Regions from separate parts of the Mus musculus genome. Here region 2 is linked to region 1. The links are chromatin loops, found by intact Hi-C in ENCODE. Cell type or tissue: left cerebral cortex. All regions are shown on one strand. Links, peaks and the distances in the headings refer to the core of each region. The heading gives the core; the rest is flanking DNA. Region 1 holds the start of Mtmr9 (myotubularin related protein 9). Region 2 holds the start of Pinx1 (PIN2/TERF1 interacting, telomerase inhibitor 1).

Evidence for each region. Hi-C counts contacts between places; a loop is a spot of excess contacts. Peaks named below come from ENCODE experiments on the same cell type or tissue, not always from the same donor. Only the 100,000 strongest peaks of a DNase experiment are listed, where the experiment ranks them.
Region 2: a loop joins it to region 1, with 11 times the contacts of the local background. A loop is called at or near these places in 2 of 42 quality-filtered maps.

The regions. Positions count from the first base shown.
Region 1 is chr14:63,539,149-63,547,482 of GRCm38, reverse strand. Mtmr9 (myotubularin related protein 9) reads left to right here and starts at 3,530. Exons shown (of 10, transcript NM_177594.1): 1 at 3,530-4,025; 2 at 5,027-5,135; 3 at 7,104-7,229. The coding sequence starts at 3,844. In left cerebral cortex, for the core only: a CTCF peak has its summit at 1,706 (motif pointing left); DNase peaks (open chromatin) are centred at 1,720 and 3,468; H3K4me3 peaks cover 1,811 bases; H3K27ac peaks cover 1,047 bases.
Region 2 is chr14:63,857,484-63,865,817 of GRCm38, reverse strand. It overlaps Pinx1 (PIN2/TERF1 interacting, telomerase inhibitor 1), which reads right to left and starts at 5,506. Exons shown (of 7, transcript NM_028228.3): 1 at 5,371-5,506; 2 at 1,493-1,602. The coding sequence starts at 5,389. In left cerebral cortex, for the core only: a CTCF peak has its summit at 4,856 (motif pointing left); DNase peaks (open chromatin) are centred at 4,882, 5,513 and 6,517; H3K4me3 peaks cover 1,737 bases; H3K27ac peaks cover 1,195 bases.

The DNA.
Region 1 (8,334 bases), core at 164-8,163:
AGGGAAACAAATCAGATGCAGAAAGACAACAATCACGTTTTCTTGTTTGTAGTTCTCAGGATGAAATTTTTCTGATTATACACCTGTACCATTTTAATCTTGAGAATAAAGATAATAGTAGTACCTGCAAGGCAATGACGAAGTCCTTTAAAATTTTTTCTTAAAAAAACATTCACTTTATTTGTATGAGTGTTTTAACCTGAATGTATGTAGTACTCTTTGTGCTTGCTTGATGCCTTTGGAGGCCAGAAGATGGCACTGGATTCCCTGCATCTGGACTTAAAGATAGTTTTGAGTTTCCATGTGGGTGCTGGGAAGTGAACCTGGGTCCTCTGAAAGAGCAGTGACTACTCTCAATCTCTGAGGCATCTCCCAGTGCTCCTTAATATTTCAATTCAATTTTATGGTGTGTCCTCTCTCTCTCTCTCTCTCTCTCTCTCTCTCTCTCTCTCTCTCTCTCTCTCTCTGTGTGTGTGTGTGTGTGTGTGTGTGTGTGTGTGTGTGTGTGCAGGTGTATATTACTGTGTGGGCCTGGGAGTTTGAAGGTCAATATCAGGTGCATTTCTTGAGTCCTCTGAACTTTATTTTTGAGTCAGTTTCTCTCATTGGTTGGTCCAGAGTTTACTGTTTCTGCTACAGTGGTTGGCCTGTGAACCCTCAGGATCCTCTTGTCTCTGTCCCCCTTCTCTGGCACTGGGGTTTTAGACTCAGATTTCTTCTTTGTATATGTTCTGGGGTTTTGACCTTAGGTCTTTACACTTGCTCCTTACCCATTGTGGTGGTGGGAATAAGAATGGCCTAATAGGTTCAAATATTTGAAAGCATAGGGATTAGCACTATTTGAAAGGTGTGGCCTTGTTGGAGGAAGTGTGTCACTGGGGATGGGCTTTGGGGTTTCAAATGCTCAAGTCAGACCAGCAGCTCTTTAGAGCTTCCTGCTGCCTAAAGATCCAGATGTAGAACTCTCAGCTCCTTTTCCAGCACTGTCTGCCTGTGTGCTATTATGTTCTGCCATGATGATGATGGACTGAACCACTGAAACCAAAAGACACCCTCAATTAAATGCCTTCCTTTATAAGAGTTGATGTGATCAGACTGAGTTAGAGAACAGACTGAAGGAGCTGAAGGGGTTTGCAACCCATAGGAAAAAGAACATCAACCAACCAGACCCTCAGGGCTCCCAGGGACTAAACCACCAACCAAAGAGTACACCTGGAGGGACCCATGGCTCCAGCTGCATATGTAGCAGAGTATGATGTTGTCGGACATCAATGGGAGAAGAGGCCCGTGGTCTTGTGAAGGCTCGATGCCCCAGTATAGGGGAATGTGAGAGCCGGGAGGTGGGAGTGTGTGGGTGAGCATCCTCATAGAAGCAGGGGAAGGGAGGATAGAATAGAGTGTCTCCGGGGGAGACCTGGAAAGGGGATAACATTTAGAATGTAAATTAAGAAAATATCTAATTAAAAAAAAAAAAAGAGTTGCTGTGGTCATGGTGTCTCTTCACAATAGAATGCTAAGGCACCCATTGAGCTATCTTTATAGTCCTTAAGTAAATCCATTGTACACATTATAAATTTTATTATTTTCTTGGCTTATCAGAATCCCCTGAGGCCCTTATTTCTTGACTGTTTGGACAGTTAATATTTGACTACATCATTGGATTATTTTAATAGAGGCATATCCCATTGACTTTGAATTCTACCGCCACCTACTGCTTATGTGGGGAACTGTTTCTTGCTCTTTACTCAGGCTTTATTCCTAACTACTAAGTTTGGTTTTCTCAGCGCTAGTGAACTTTCTACGCTTTGAACTTCAAATCACTGGTGATTTAATTTCCTAATCGTTTCTGGTACTTCATTATAACAACTCAGAAGATACCTAATTTTTTTCTCTTGGCAAAAAACAAATAAAAGGAAAAAATCCTAATTTATGACTTTATAGAGCATGAAACATTTTAACTTAATGAAATAACGTTTTCATAATTTATTTTCAAGAAAACCAGAAGGGCCACAGAATCCATGGAGACTTTCTATCTTCTAGCATATACTAAATTGGACACTAAGTTCTTCCTTGGATATCTTCCATTCGGGGAGCCTTACCCTTCAAGGCTTTACTTTCATTTTTTTCTCTGTATAACTTTTCATTATTTTTCAGATTAAAAGTTTTCCATTCCACAATTTGTAGTTAATACAATGAGTCAAGTGAGGAAGGAAAGTAAACAAATCCGGTGTGGAAAACACCTCCACATTACTTCACCTCAGTCCATCAGCATCCATTGCTGGTTGTTTTCCTTTTGCAGATAAACTGGATCGCAGGAGTGAGTGATTTAGGAAGGGAAGGTTTTTAGAAAAGACAAGAACAAAATCAAGGACAAACACTGTGCAATCTGGTCAACTTCACTTTGCACACTCTGAAGTCAGCTACCTTGCTGTTCGTAGACACTGACTGGGTGGTGAGAATTTTCACTGCTAACACAGTAAAAGCAGGCCAGGACTCAAACATAATTCTTATTCTGGGATAAAGTAGAGGGATAGAAAGCAAGAAGAGGGAAATTCTATAGGTGGAACAACATTATGAACTAACCAGTACCCCGGAGCTCTTGACTCTAGCTGCATATGTATCAAAAGATGGCCTAGCCGGCCATCACTGGAAAGAGAGGCCCATTGGACTTGCAAACTTTATATGCCCCAGTACAGGGGAATGCCAGGGCCAAAAAGTGGGAGTGGGTGGGTAGGGGAGTGGGGGGGGGTATGGGGGACTTTTGGGATAGCATTGGAAATGTAAATGAGGAAAATACCTAATAAAAAATTAAAAAAAAAAAAAAAGAAGAGGGAAATTACAACAGCAAAACTCTGTCATTGCAGTGTCCGTGAGCAGTTCAGCTAGACTGTACTTAGCCGGGATACTATGAAGTCGTGACCAATATACCAAGGTCTTGATTTCAGGCTTTGCTACAGATTAACTGAACTATCTCTGAAGACACTAGAGTCCTTTCGCAGGGCGAGGATTAGTCAGTTTCTCTTTCCATCCTTTTAGAATATGCTGTTCTTGGTTAAAGTCATGGCGCTCTCAAAGAGTCTAAAGCATAGATTGTCCCATGTCTCTTCCAGACACCAAGATGCTACTTTTCGATCACAACCTCCGCTTCCATCCTACATTTGACATCTCTTCGTGACCAATTCATGAGACAACTACCAGGTAGCGCAAACGAAGAGCCCTTGAGGGACAGCACTCATGTGGAGGCTGGCAGGTCAGCGACGTCTTCTCGTCTCGCCTTTTCCGATAAGGAATATTTGAAGGGCAAGGATTGCGGCGGTAGAAGGTGAAAGAGGTTTTGGTTGGTTTTGTTTTGTTTTGTTTTGTTTTTCCATTGTAGGACCATAAAGTCATTGTTTCTGGCTGTGTTCCACCGGATCTAGCAAAGTACCAACTTCCGGTCCGGTTTCTATGTCTTCCGAGTCTCGAGTCCCTCTAATTGTGCAGGAGTTCCTGCCGGGTGCAACGCTCAGCAGCTACTTCCGCCAGAAGTCCCTGGCTGCTCGGGCTCGGATGCTGCTGCCCCGACGCCGGGTCCGTCTCCTCCGCAGCCCGCCCGTCAGACGCCGGTGGCAGCGGGGAGTGCAGGGCCTGGCGGGAAGCCTTCTCTGCGACCGAGTCCCGGCCAGTGGTGCGGAAGAGACTTGGAGAAGCGGCCAGGGCGGTGCCCGCAGGCCCTGGCGCACCCGCCCAGCCGGGGCGGGGCTCGACCTCCCGGGCCCGCCCAGCCGGGGCTCCGTCCGGGTCTGCGGATTAACCGCCGGGCACCTGCGGGACTGGGCCTCCCGCCCCTAGGCTGCGCCCAATATGGAGTTTGCGGAGCTGATTAAAACCCCACGGGTAGACAATGTGGTGCTGCACCGGCCTTTCTACACCGCCGTGGAAGGGACCCTGTGTCTGACAGGCCACCACCTGATCCTGTCTTCCCGGCAGGACAACACGGAGGAGCTCTGGCTCCTCCATTCAAATATCGACGCCATCGACAAACGGTGAGCGCCCACCACACCCAGGTCCCGGAGGAGCCTGGAACGGAACAGACGCTTTCAGGTGGTTTTTTATGGGTATCCTGGCTCAGCCAGCCAAATGAGCCTTCTGGGGCCTAGATCTATCTGCACTGGCCACCTGGCATCCCCAGGCTAAGGTCTCAGAGTCGTAGTGGTCATTTTGAACAGCATTTGGGCGTATTTTTAAATGTTCTTTGTAAAAAAAAAATTTCTTCCACCACATTTCTTGAATTATTGGTTGTTGTTAATCTGACTTCACGAAGTTATGATTCAATACAATTTAAAGCGACCCCTCCCCCACGATCTCGTTTTTAAATAGGCATGCTCAGCCCTTTGCAGCATAGGCCGGTCTTGAACTTCCAACTCTCCAGCCCCAGCCTCCCAAGTAAGTGCTGGAATTACAGTTGTGTGTGTATGGGCCGCTATGCCTGGCCATAGTATTTAACTGAGTACACTGTCATTTTTTCCATATATATGCATATGCATTTTAGTCTCTCCTTAAAACGTTTTAAAATCGGTAAGGTGCACCCCTGTAATAGCTGATGGGGAGTGCCGATGCAGGTGGATGACAAATTTTACACCCCTGCTCATTTAGGGAAGACTGAGTTTATCATATTGCATCTTACTTATTCTCTGGAATGATCACTTCCCACTGAGGGTAATCATTAGCCCTTAACATTCAGTTTTTCTTGTGAAAAGAAAGGGGCTGGCTCTAAAGGAACATAGGAACTAATTCATCTTTATTTCCCTACTCCATCACTTTAAATTTTTTATTTTTACTTATGTGTGTATGTGTGTATCTGTGTACAAGATACCATCAGCAGACTACTAGACTCCTCAGTTCATCTTTATTGCATAAATGTATTCAATGGTCTCTCATGCCTGCATGATAAAGACTGAATCCCTGGTTCTCTGTGTTCTGGTTCTCACCTACTGTCCTCACTAGTTTTCTTACCATTTTCATGATTTCATGTAATTTCTTACAGATTTGTGGGCTCTCTGGGTACCATCATCATAAAATGTAAAGATTTCCGAATCATTCAGTTGGATATTCCTGGAATGGAGGAGTGTTTAAATATAGCCAGTTCCATTGAGGTAAGTATGCTGCAGGCAAAATTCTGATAGGAAAATGGCGATATTTTGATTTTGTACAGCCCTTGATGCATAAGAATCATTTACTGTGCGAATCTTGCTACTTTCGCTCTGAAGACAGTTTGTGAACTGTTTTTCTGTTTCTGTAGATTTCCTGAAAGAACATCCTATGTGAAATTGTAAGCCAGTAAAACAAATACAGTGTAGCTGATTGTGGCCATGTTACAGTCCTTGGGCATCACAGTGAGCAAGTGTGGTCATCCTGAGTGGAGCAGCTCTGAAACCCTTCAACTCTGAGCAGTGCTCTTATACTGTGATTGTTGCAGTAGTGAGGTCCTGTTAACATGGGGCCTATGGGTGAAGCACCTCACCTCTCACAGTTAGCCTGTAGTGTCTTATAAAAGGAAGATGACATTACCTGCCTTTTATAGGTGTTTTACGATTACATTCGTGGGTTTATGTAGAATGCTTAGTATAATTATTGGCAAATGGTTGCTGTCATTGGAGGACCCTTCTATGGCAACAGCTTTATTTTGAGACTTTGTGGTAGAAATTAGCCATATCACATAAAGTTCACTGTCGTACCATTTCTTAGCTTACCATTGCACTGTGTGTCAGATGTATACTCTCAGTGTTGTGTATACAGACAAAGCAAGTGATTGTCACCAACAGTTGCCATTTGTGACTTTGGCATGTCTGCACGTATGTATTTGTTTTTGCCAGTTCACCTAAGGCGTGTCTGTTTATGCATGTATAAAAGCGTTGAGCCACACATAGAAACTTTGCTTGGATAGTTTAAGGTCTCTGATGAAGGTCTCACATTCTTTTCCTTCTTCTAACTATTTTGGTTACTCCAACTTTTAAATTGCTGCCACTAAATTATATCAATTATATCAACTGACTGTTTAAAGTAATTTCTAGGCAATTATAGAGTCAAGCTGATTTTATTTTCTTTCTGTGTAACTGACTTACTGGGCTTTATGTAAAAAAAAAATAGTGGGTTTAGCTCTTAAAAGGAGAGAGAAAGCCTTAAATCTATAATTAGAATTTTGTTTGGCTTTCAACAAGAAGTAGAGGATCAAGTAATATGTTGTCGAGGAAATGACACACAAACCTTTCTGCTTTTGCCAAGTTCTACTGGAAGAAATGAGCATGTAAGTTGAATAGTCTGCCATATGTAGTTGTCACTTGGAAGTATGCTCTTGACTTGGCTGTACTCCCCAACATGAATGAGAAAGCAAACTGAGATAATGTTCCACTGTTTGGACAGAGGGATGCCTAGGGCTCACTTTGGTTGGGCATAACTAGTGTAGCATAGAGATAGTAGGACGCCTCGCCAGATCCCTTTAGGAAGGAGGAAGTGAGTGTGGATGAAGCTTTCACATGTGTGTATCTTGTTAGAGCTAGTTTTATTGTGTGCATTGACTGTTGTTGGCCTATTAGATGCCTTATCTCCATGGACACTCCTAATAAGCCTGAAAAGTTTCTTCCATTGAACAGGGGAAGCTATGTGACTTAACCACTATGTAGCTGGGATCTGGAGCTTGAGGCTTCTGGCCAGAATTGAGCATTCCTTTATATAATAAAGGAATAATTGATAAGGGGACATAGCTTTTGAATAGTTTGCAGTGTTTAGTTAATTACTAGATTTTTAGCTGAGACTTTACTAACTAATCCAGACCTCCTTGTTCCCCAGCACCCAGAAATTCTTGGACATTTTATTGAGCTTCGTTAAATTGTACCAGGAAGCATTATTTCACTAGGCACAGACTGTCCTGGTGCCTGTTTCATTCAGGCAGCACTTGTTGAGTGTAGGTGTTTGTGTCAGTGTCTTGTTAGATGATGAAGTATGAATGCTGGAGTCAGACGAGCTGCATGGAGAGACACGTATTGGGCTCCATCATCACCAGACCCTGTGTGCCTACTGCTACTTTGTTAGATTTGTAGAATCTTTTTCTTTCTGTTCTCTAGGCATTGTCCACTCTGGACTCGGTCACCCTGATGTACCCTTTCTTCTACCGACCCATGTTTGAAGTGATTGAAGATGGCTGGCATTCTTTCCTTCCTGAGCAAGAATTTGAGTTCTACTCTTCTGCTGTGAGTCAACATTTGACATTGTGGGTGATAAGAACTGACACAACCCTTTATTTTACTTGTGAAAATCCTCTCTTCCCTTTGAAGATGAGTGAGGTGGAGTTGGGTTATTCGTGCCTCAAGTTAAGAGTGTGCACTGGCTGTTGGTTCAGCTCCTTTTGTTCTGAGCTGGTTATTTTGTCCGTGTGTTAGTATAATGTCTGCAGCTGGCAATGCTTTTCCTTCTAGTAGATTAACATAGTCTAGGTGTTTTAATTTTTTTTTTAAATTATATTTATAAATATTGTTTTAAAAAATAAAAATAATGGTCTGGGGAGATGGCTCAGCGGTTAAGAGCACTAGCTGTTCTTCCAGAGGTCTGAGTTCAATTCCCAGCAACCACATGGTGGCTCACAACCATCTGTAATGGGATCTGATGCCTTTTTCTGGTGTGTCTGAAGATAGGATCAATGTACTCACATACATGAAATAAATAAATCTTTTTTTTTTTTTTTTTTTGGTTTTTCGAGACAGGGTTTTTCTGTGTAGCTCTGGCTGTCCTGGAACTCACTCTGTAGACCAGGCTGGCCTCAAACTCAGAAATCCACCTGCCTCTGCCTCCCAGGTGCTGGGATTAAAGGCATGCGCCACCACGCCCAGCAAATAAATCTTAAAAGAATAAATAAAAATAAAGCACTGATTTGCTTAAAGCTCACCTTGGCGACTGTGCATTAATTAATAGGTATCTCCTGACTAACGACTTAATATATAATAGATTTGGGCACTGTGTGCCTAAGATAGTGCTGGGGAACTCCTCACCTGGCTTGTGCACTGCTCTGGGTTAACGCCTGGCCTGGTCTCTGAGGCCACCTGCAGGAACCAGGTTTTCCTTCCTGACTGTTTGGCTTCTTTTTCTTACTTTTATAAATGGTCACTTGGAAATCAAGAAGTAGAGGTTAGGGATCCATGGCATTTGAAGAATGAAGATGCCCGTGGTAGCAGAGGGAAGAAGGAAGTTTTATGGTATGATAAATACCATTGAAAATGGTGAAAATGTAGTTTAGTCTAGAGCTTGTTTGAGAGATGTGTATTAAAGACAAAAAGTTGGCAGGAATCAAACTGCATGTTA
Region 2 (8,334 bases), core at 205-8,204, 320 kb before region 1:
TCAGGAAGGTTGAGAACGAGAACCACTGGCCCAGAGGGTTCTGAAAGAGACTGCACCAAGGATGCATTCTTAATTGTCAATGCTGGTTCTTGAACCCAAGAGCCAATAAAGAGTTCATGAAGACACTGAACATACATCTTACACATGATCTGGAGCAGGCCACTGCTACAGTAGTGGCAGAAGCCCACAGGAGCATGTGGAGCACATGGCATTCTCTGTTACTTAGTACTGCACCAGGACATCAAGAAAGAAGGCAGAGTACTCCAGGTTCCTGGCCTCACTTAGCTCTTACACCTAAGGTTGTAGGACATACCAAGAGCAAGGACAGAGCCTGCAATGAGAAGGAACCTCACAGAACCTTGAAAGTTAGAGCAGGGATGGAGATTGTACTCCTTGGAAACAATGTTCAACAAGGGAGCAACCCGATGTAAAGCTCAGTTTGAAAGGCCCACCTGCTTCCTGTATGCTGAAATGGACGTACGAAGGAAGAAGGGCAATGGGAGGTAGCACTGTTTGAATGCAGGGATAAGCACCACTTTTGAAAGTCAGGAAAGCCTAGAAAGGAAAAGACTTGAGGGCATAAGAAGCTTATAATAAAAATTAATCTTGACATGGCCACTCAAGTATCACAGCCAGGAGGTATAACCCAATGCCTGGTAACACATGAGATCGCCTGAGCAGAGGAAGCAAAAAGTGGCTTTGTAGCCACCCTTTAATACAGTACTCATGCTGTGGTGACCCCAGCCATAACACTATTTTTATTGCTATTTCATAACTGTAATTTTGCTACTGTTAGGAATCATAATATAAATATCTGTGTTTTCCAATAGTCTTATTAGGTGACCCCTGTGAAAGGGTCACCTGACCCTGAAGGAGCTGTGACCCATGGGTTGAAAAGCACTGGTCTAGACAAAGACGATGGCTTTGAATTAGATAGAGGTGGTTAATAACATAAAGAATAAGGCAAGAAAAAGGGTGGTAAGGCTACCACAACAGAGTTCAACAGAGCAGACACTGCTCAGAACGCTGCCGAGGGGTGAGGGGACTTAAGGATACCATATGCCCATTGGATGCAAACACAAGAGCCCTGCAACCCTGACAGAAGCAGTTTCACAGTAGAAGCCCCACTGCAGAATATAAGAAACTGGAGAAAACATGTATCTACTACAAAGGAAAATTAAGTACCATTCTTGGAAAACACAAAATTCTGAGGCTTAAGTATGAATTCATGTGAAATGAATTAAAAAATATCTAAGAAAGATACTAATTACAGCAATTGAATTGATAAACCAGAGGACCCGGTATTTATGTTCAAGTCTAATTTACCACCTGGTCACAATTTATTTTTCCAGAATCAATTAAATTGATCTAAAAGAAAGAAAGGAAAAAAAAAAAAACTGATCTGAAACATAAAGTTCTCCCAGATTCTAAGACAGATGTCTTCTGAGTCCTAATCTCCTGACATGGTGTGGACACTTTAGAGTTTTGATACCTTTCCTTTAGACCACCCCATCTTCTCAAGCATCTTCTGGCCAAACTTGGAATCATCGTTACTCCACGCGGTGTTTCTGGGATCCACAGTCCATTTCTGCTTCCGCCGCCCTACAAATAAAAAGGCATCCCATCAGCACCTAGTCTTGACCTGGAAGAACACATGTGAGTCAAGCACATGCTTCATACAACATGACACATTTAGTGTTCACGGGGCTTACAGACAGAACCTTTTCCCTGGTACTCTCAGTAACTATATATTCCTGACATAAAAACTAGCCTTGTTAAATTTAAAGTAAACTATTCCTTCTAAGAGACAAAGCAAAATACTTAATAGGCCACTATTTGAGCCTTCCCTATCCAGTCACTGGCAGTAACCAGAGCCTCTCAGTGAACACCTTCACAGCAGCAGGTGTAGTCACCATGACACTCACTGTTGCATGTTATAGGCCAAATGCTACACATATATTAAACTCAGCTTCCACAGTATCTCAATGAAGGGAAATATTCTTACCTTTTTGACATGAAAACCCAAGTCTGAGAACAGGCCCTGCATCGCCTAGACATGGTGGAGCTGTCCCTGATCGCAAAGGCATGGGTGAGTCAGCCCTGAGGGTGGGAGAGCTGTCCCAGCCCCTCATAGGCTGCAGCACTTAGGAGAAAGAGTCCCCACACCTTGACTGGGCAGCACACTCTGGGAGTGTGGGTGTGAGTGAGCCAGGCCTAGAGCTTGAGAGCAGAAGAGCTGACTCTGCCTCCTGGGGATAGTGGCACTGGATGGGCTAGCTGGAGCAGTGCTGGAGAGCTCGCCTGCTCTGGTGCTGTGGATACGTGAAAGTCAGGGGGCTGACCAGCTCAGCCACTACCCTGGCCTGGATTTGAGTTGGAGCTGCAGGATCTCCATGACACAGGACAACAGCAGGATAACCAGGAGTCCCAATGAGGATCTAATATTGATGGTGTCACAGAAGCCAGAGGTCTGGAACCAGACCACTGACTCACTGCAATAAACATTTGCAAGTGAAGATGTGTGGACAGCAGGACATACTGGGAATACACTGTGACACACTACAGCTTCAGTGATGATAGGTTGTCTATGTGTGGCTTGTATTGTTTGTATGTGTTTTATTTTTTGGGGGGGGAGAGGTTGTATGGCGAAGGAGGGGACAAGGAGATGAGTGGGACTGGGGTGCATGATGTGAAACTCACAAAGAATCAATAAAAAGTTGAAAAGAAAAGAAAAGAAAAAGCTGAGTCTAAGAGAACAAAATCTGCCTACTGTCCCCAAGTAAGGCCCCAAATCTTTTATACACATTTCAACACTTACTATTTAAGGTACTGGTAAGATGGAGACTCATGTAGCACCCAAGTTAACCTTAAATTTTAGCAGGCTGGAGCGATGGCTTAGCAGTTAAGAGCGCTGGCCGTTATTTCAGAGGACCAGGGTTCAATTCCCAGCACCCATATAGCAGCTCAAAACTGGCTATAATCCAGTTCCAGAGAATCTGACACCTCATACAGGCAAAACACCAATGCACATAAAATAAAAATCTTTTTTAAAATGTTTTTAATTTAAAAAATTGCTATATAGCTAAGGTACCTTCAAATTCTGATCCTACTGTCTCTATCTCCCAAGTCCTGGCATTATGAGTGTGCACCACCATGCCCAGATCAACTTACATTCTAAATTCACAATACACAAGTCATTATGGCCTTAGAAAGAATCAATTGAACATCATGGTTAACAGATGATACATCTCTGCTTATTCAACACCATCATGGATTCACTTAGCCTCCAGAACCATCTGTGGCACTTCACATACCACTTGCACTGTGCTGTTTATACCCATCTTCCCTCCCTTAAGTGTCATAATCAATCCTTCATCCTTACACCTCATTACAAGGAAGATAAAAAACACTCTGTCCATAGTGGCACCTGATAAGGATGCATGGATACATAAAGGAGTCTGGTAGGAGAGAAGTAAAGGAAGAAAGGAAAAAGGAATGAATAGCTGAAATAAGGGGAACGGCCCTGGGTTTCAGGTAAAGCTTTCTCCGAAATGAATATAAATAACTGGTCCCTAAGAACTCAAGCTTATCACTGTAGCTTTATTGTCTGCTATCTGAGACAGTCGGGCTCTGTAGCCTAGGGTGGCCTTGAACTGGTAACCATCCTCCACCACTTGGCAGGGATCACAGGCATGAGCCATCACATCTGGCTTCACTATTACAAATTTGAGGAAAAACTATGACCCACTAGGTCAATAGAACATGAATCTGAACCTAAAGGTGAGGCCAAGTAAGAAATCCGGAGATTGAATGTCATTACTGCTAACCCATGGCATTCATTGAAGCACACTAACATCAATGGCCTCAAAACTGAAAAAGATCACAACATCTACTCAAAAGAGCTCACTGTGTTGCACGTAAAATCAGTAGGGATCCTTATCTATAAACACCCCAGCAAAACCAAGAAACACTATAAGCATGCAGGCCGGGGGTGGGGGAGGGCACCACAAAGCAAACTGAGTTGTGGATTCAAATTTGCAGTGCTATACCTGGGGAGGGAAAGCTGATCCAAAAACTTGTTCCATAGATACCAGCTCAACAACCTGGTATATAATATACTCAGCACAACACTGTCTTGCTCATGAGCACAGCAAAGACAGCCATATTAACCAGTGCTCTGCATGTGTGTGTCAGACCCATGTGTGGAGAATGCCTGCCAAGGGTTGCTGACCAAGGTTTGTAAGGAGCCCGCCTCTCCCCTAAGAAAGGCATCCCTGTCACATACTGACCCAAGATGCACTGCCCTGCTGCATAAAGAACTGGCTGTCAGGTCACTTGTTCATCCTGTATACCACTGACATTCCAAACTAGATTCATCCAGTTACCTCACTAAAATCTTTAAAGCCTGGGTGAGGCAGAGACTAGTTCATTTTCATGGAAGTAGAGACCAGGTGAACTGCCAGGAAGAGGGATCTACCTAGAAAGAGCAGTTTCCAGTCTATAACCTATTGAGCTGCCTTCAGGAAAAGCAGTGTGCTCCACTAAAACATGCTTTGTTCTAAAACGCCACAGTGACTTTTTTTGTTTGTTTGTTTTGTTTTTTCGAGACAGGGTTTCTCTGTGTAGCCCTGGCTATCCTGGAACTCACTCTGTAGACCAGACTGGCCTCGAACTCAGAAATTCGCCTGCCTCTGCCTCCCGAGGGCTGGGGTTAAAGGAGTTCGCCACCACTGCCCGATAGACACGATGGCATCTTTTAAAAAAGAAAATAATATGTTTATGTTCTTTGATAGCTACACAACTTCCAGGAAAAGTTAAAAGCCAGTTCTTTGTGAGCATCACACGACTGCCAACTGGTGGCAAGAATCCATAGCTACACGTAGTCTCATTCAGGAACAAAGTAGCTTCTGGGGAGGGAATTAGTGGACTTCAGAGGCTAACCACAGCTACTATCTCTCAGTCTCGATTAAAACCATTCATCAGCCTGCACTCCGGTCAAGAACTTATCACTGCCTGACACTTGTAATCCTTCTGCTTTTTTCCTCTGGGTCCAATACATTTTGGACAGTTGGAATTCAGGGCCTGAAGCGATGCTATGGGACCTATCTTTGTGAAACCCCAGGACACTTGGTTCGAGCCTGGAAAAGTGAAAGAATCTCCAGGAACAACAGTCTGAGACTCGGTGTCCTGAATGTCGGAATGCACGCGTGCGCGCACGACCCGAGCCTTTAGTACCAGGAACTGAGTCTGCGGGACGTTGCTGTTCTCTGTCCCTCGCGGGCCCGGCAGTCACTGCTGTCCCCACTCGGGCCTGAACACCCGCGCCCCCGTCATCCCATCACCCGGTCGTCCAGCTCGGCAGACACTCACGCTCTGCTAGCATCGACATTGTCTCAAGTTTGTCGAACGCTGCCTCTGGCCTGACGCCCAGCGGTTATGAGGAACCTGAAGCGCGGTTAAGGAAGAAGCCGGCTCGGAAAGCACGCCGGGTGGAGAGCTTCGCTGGGGCGCGTACTACTGACGTCACCACGCGCGACTCGCTACCAACTGCATGAAGCGGAGGGGCGGACCCGCCTTGGGGGACTGAGGCACAGATTCTTTCTAGGGCTGGGGCAGAGCTGGTTCGTGCGCAGTTCGCAGTTTAACTCTGAAAGCGGGTGTGCAAGCAACCTTAGAGTTGTCCGGGGTTCTGTGAACCATGGGTACATTTAAAGAGCTGGAGAGACGGCCGAAGAGGAAGGTATTGGCACTGGAAGGGACCTATGCTCTTCACACTCTACCTCTGCCCATTGTGGGATGCTGAGAGAGGAGGGAGGGAGGGAGAGAAGGCAGAAACAGCCACCTAGCTGGCAAAGTCAAATGAAACACCGTGGTTTTGTGCTTAACGGCCGGCCGAGAAATGTTAACTCTTTCGTGGTCTTCGCTGTGACAGACTTAAATCCCAGAGGCCTTTCCCAGTTCCATCGCTCTCCCTGGCATTTTTGCTCAATGCGTCCTGTCACATTCTGTTCCCTCTTTTTGCTGTCCTGTCTCCTCCAAAGGTGTGACCTCAGCTATCTCCCACGCTGTTTATTTGCCCTTTTTTCCTCTAGCCTCTCCCTTCAACGTCCCTTTCTTTGTCAAGGCTTCGACTTCCAAATAGACCTTAGCTTTTCTCAAATCTTCTTTGTTTAGCCATGCCTTCAGCACCGGCCAGTGCCCTTACCTTCCAAAGGCTCTTCTTCCCTCGTTTTGTCTTTCCTTAGGAAGGTCACATCCATTTTTCATCAGACCTAACAAGATACCATGTAGACCCCCGATGCACTCAGGGCAACTCTTCTATGATGCAGTGTGCTGGTGAAATAGGGCTGTGCTGGAGGACCTGAGAATCAGGCATGACTGTCACGTTTACCTACCTGTAAGATGAGGACATTGATAGCCCCCAGCCAAGAATGATTGTGTACTTGACCACCAATTATTAACAAGAAAGAAGAGGCAGTAAATGTGACCGTGTGGCAATGGGGCTGGGTCTGACCAAATCACCTACTTAGGATATCTGGGCTTTGCCCCAAATCCTTTCCCTTTCCCTGGGCCAGGGTTCCTGTTCTAGATAACCAAGCCCAAGCCCAGGTAAACGGTGAGCTTTAAAGAAGGAGGGCACACAGGAGCATTTCCTCACATTCAGTGAGGACACCAGCTTTGATGTATGACCCCTCACTCCTCTCTAAAAGATCTTTACAGGACAAGGCAGATTCACCAAAGAGTAGAATTCCTGGTGAGTGTCCCTGGATCACAGCATCAGCTACCTTTGAAAGTCTTTGTCCTTTGTTTGTTTGAAAACATCTTTGGGGAGCATCGTAAACTTCTATTGTCCATTAACCCCAGTTTAAGAAGAATTGGAGGAGCAAGTGTGGAGAGGACAGAAAGGAAAGTATGCAATCCACGCAGCCCTGGAGTCTGAAGCAAGTTTATTAGGGCACTGTATGGAACCTGTTTCTATCCTGGCTTTGCCTAGAGCAGAAACTAGTCTTGGTGATTAAAAAAAAAAAAAGTAAGCTAGTAAATTATTTAATCATTGTAGAAATAAAAGGCAACCGGAAAAGTTCCTGAGACTGTCAGTGTGAAGTTTAGCATGCATTATGTAAAAAATATTCTGTAGCTGTGAGAGTGAAACTCCTGCTCTCTGCTAAATCCTCAGTGATTCTCCGGGAAGAGAGCAGGTTGACATGATTCATTTGTGCCTTCTACCGTCATTCCTCTTTCATTATTAATATTGGCTAATGGGGCTCGGAATTCAGCCATGTGTAGCCTGAACCTGACTGAGCAAGGGGTCGCCGTATCCTTTCCTAGAGCTAGCCATGGTGTGCTGTTCCCAGGAAGAAAGACTGTGCTGAGTGGAATTCCCGAGTGGAATTCCCGATTCAAGGTGACTTTTTTGAAACATCAGAGGTAAAAAGTAAAAGTTGTCACAGCTCAAAACAGAAAAAGAAAGATGGGCAAAGGGAGAGGGAGGTTAGAAACGGGAATGGCTCAATCGATGCTTGTCTTGTCGTCAGAAAATATGCTCATGCTTGCTTCTTTACTACACAGAATGGCCAGGGGCTGATAAGAGGTCAGTAACCTCCTAGGGATGGGGTGCATGGCAGCAGTTGGCCCTGGTAGCTTCGGGGATTGTTAGCAATAGTCCCTCCCACAACTGGCAGGGACATGGAAGCTCAGAGAGAAGAGCAGACCCACTATAAGGAGACTAACTCATGGGCTGAAACCTTCACCCCCAAGGAGATGGGATGAGGAAGTGGTGCCTTTAAGGGTGTGTGTGCATGATCATGACCAAGGAGCCTCAGGATGGGATTGGTGCTTTTCAGAGAGAGAGAGAGAGAGAGAGAGAGAGAGAGAGAGAGAGAGAGAGAATGAGAAGCCAGATGTCCTCTTCTCTCATATGCTCTAAGAATGCAGCAGCATGACAGCCTCTGGTAACCAGGAATCAGCCCTCATAGAAACCAAATCTGGCAGCCATTCGACCTTGGACTCAGCCTCCAGGACCTTGAAGGATAATTTTCTGTTATTTATAAGCCACTTTAAGTATTTCGTTACAACAGCTCAAATGGACTAAGACAGGCAAATTACACATTGGCACAGAGCAACAATCTTCAGTTCCAGACCCGTCTTTCCAAAGCACAATAACTGAGGACAATATCTCCTGTCATTTCCTTGGATGCAGATATTTAGGAGGGTGAATGCACTCACACTTGGAGGAGGAATCTTAGTTAACAAACACCAGTACAAGCCTCACACATCTTTTTTCAGAACCCAGCCTCTCTTTAAACAGCTGAAAATACTGTGAGTCAAAAATTG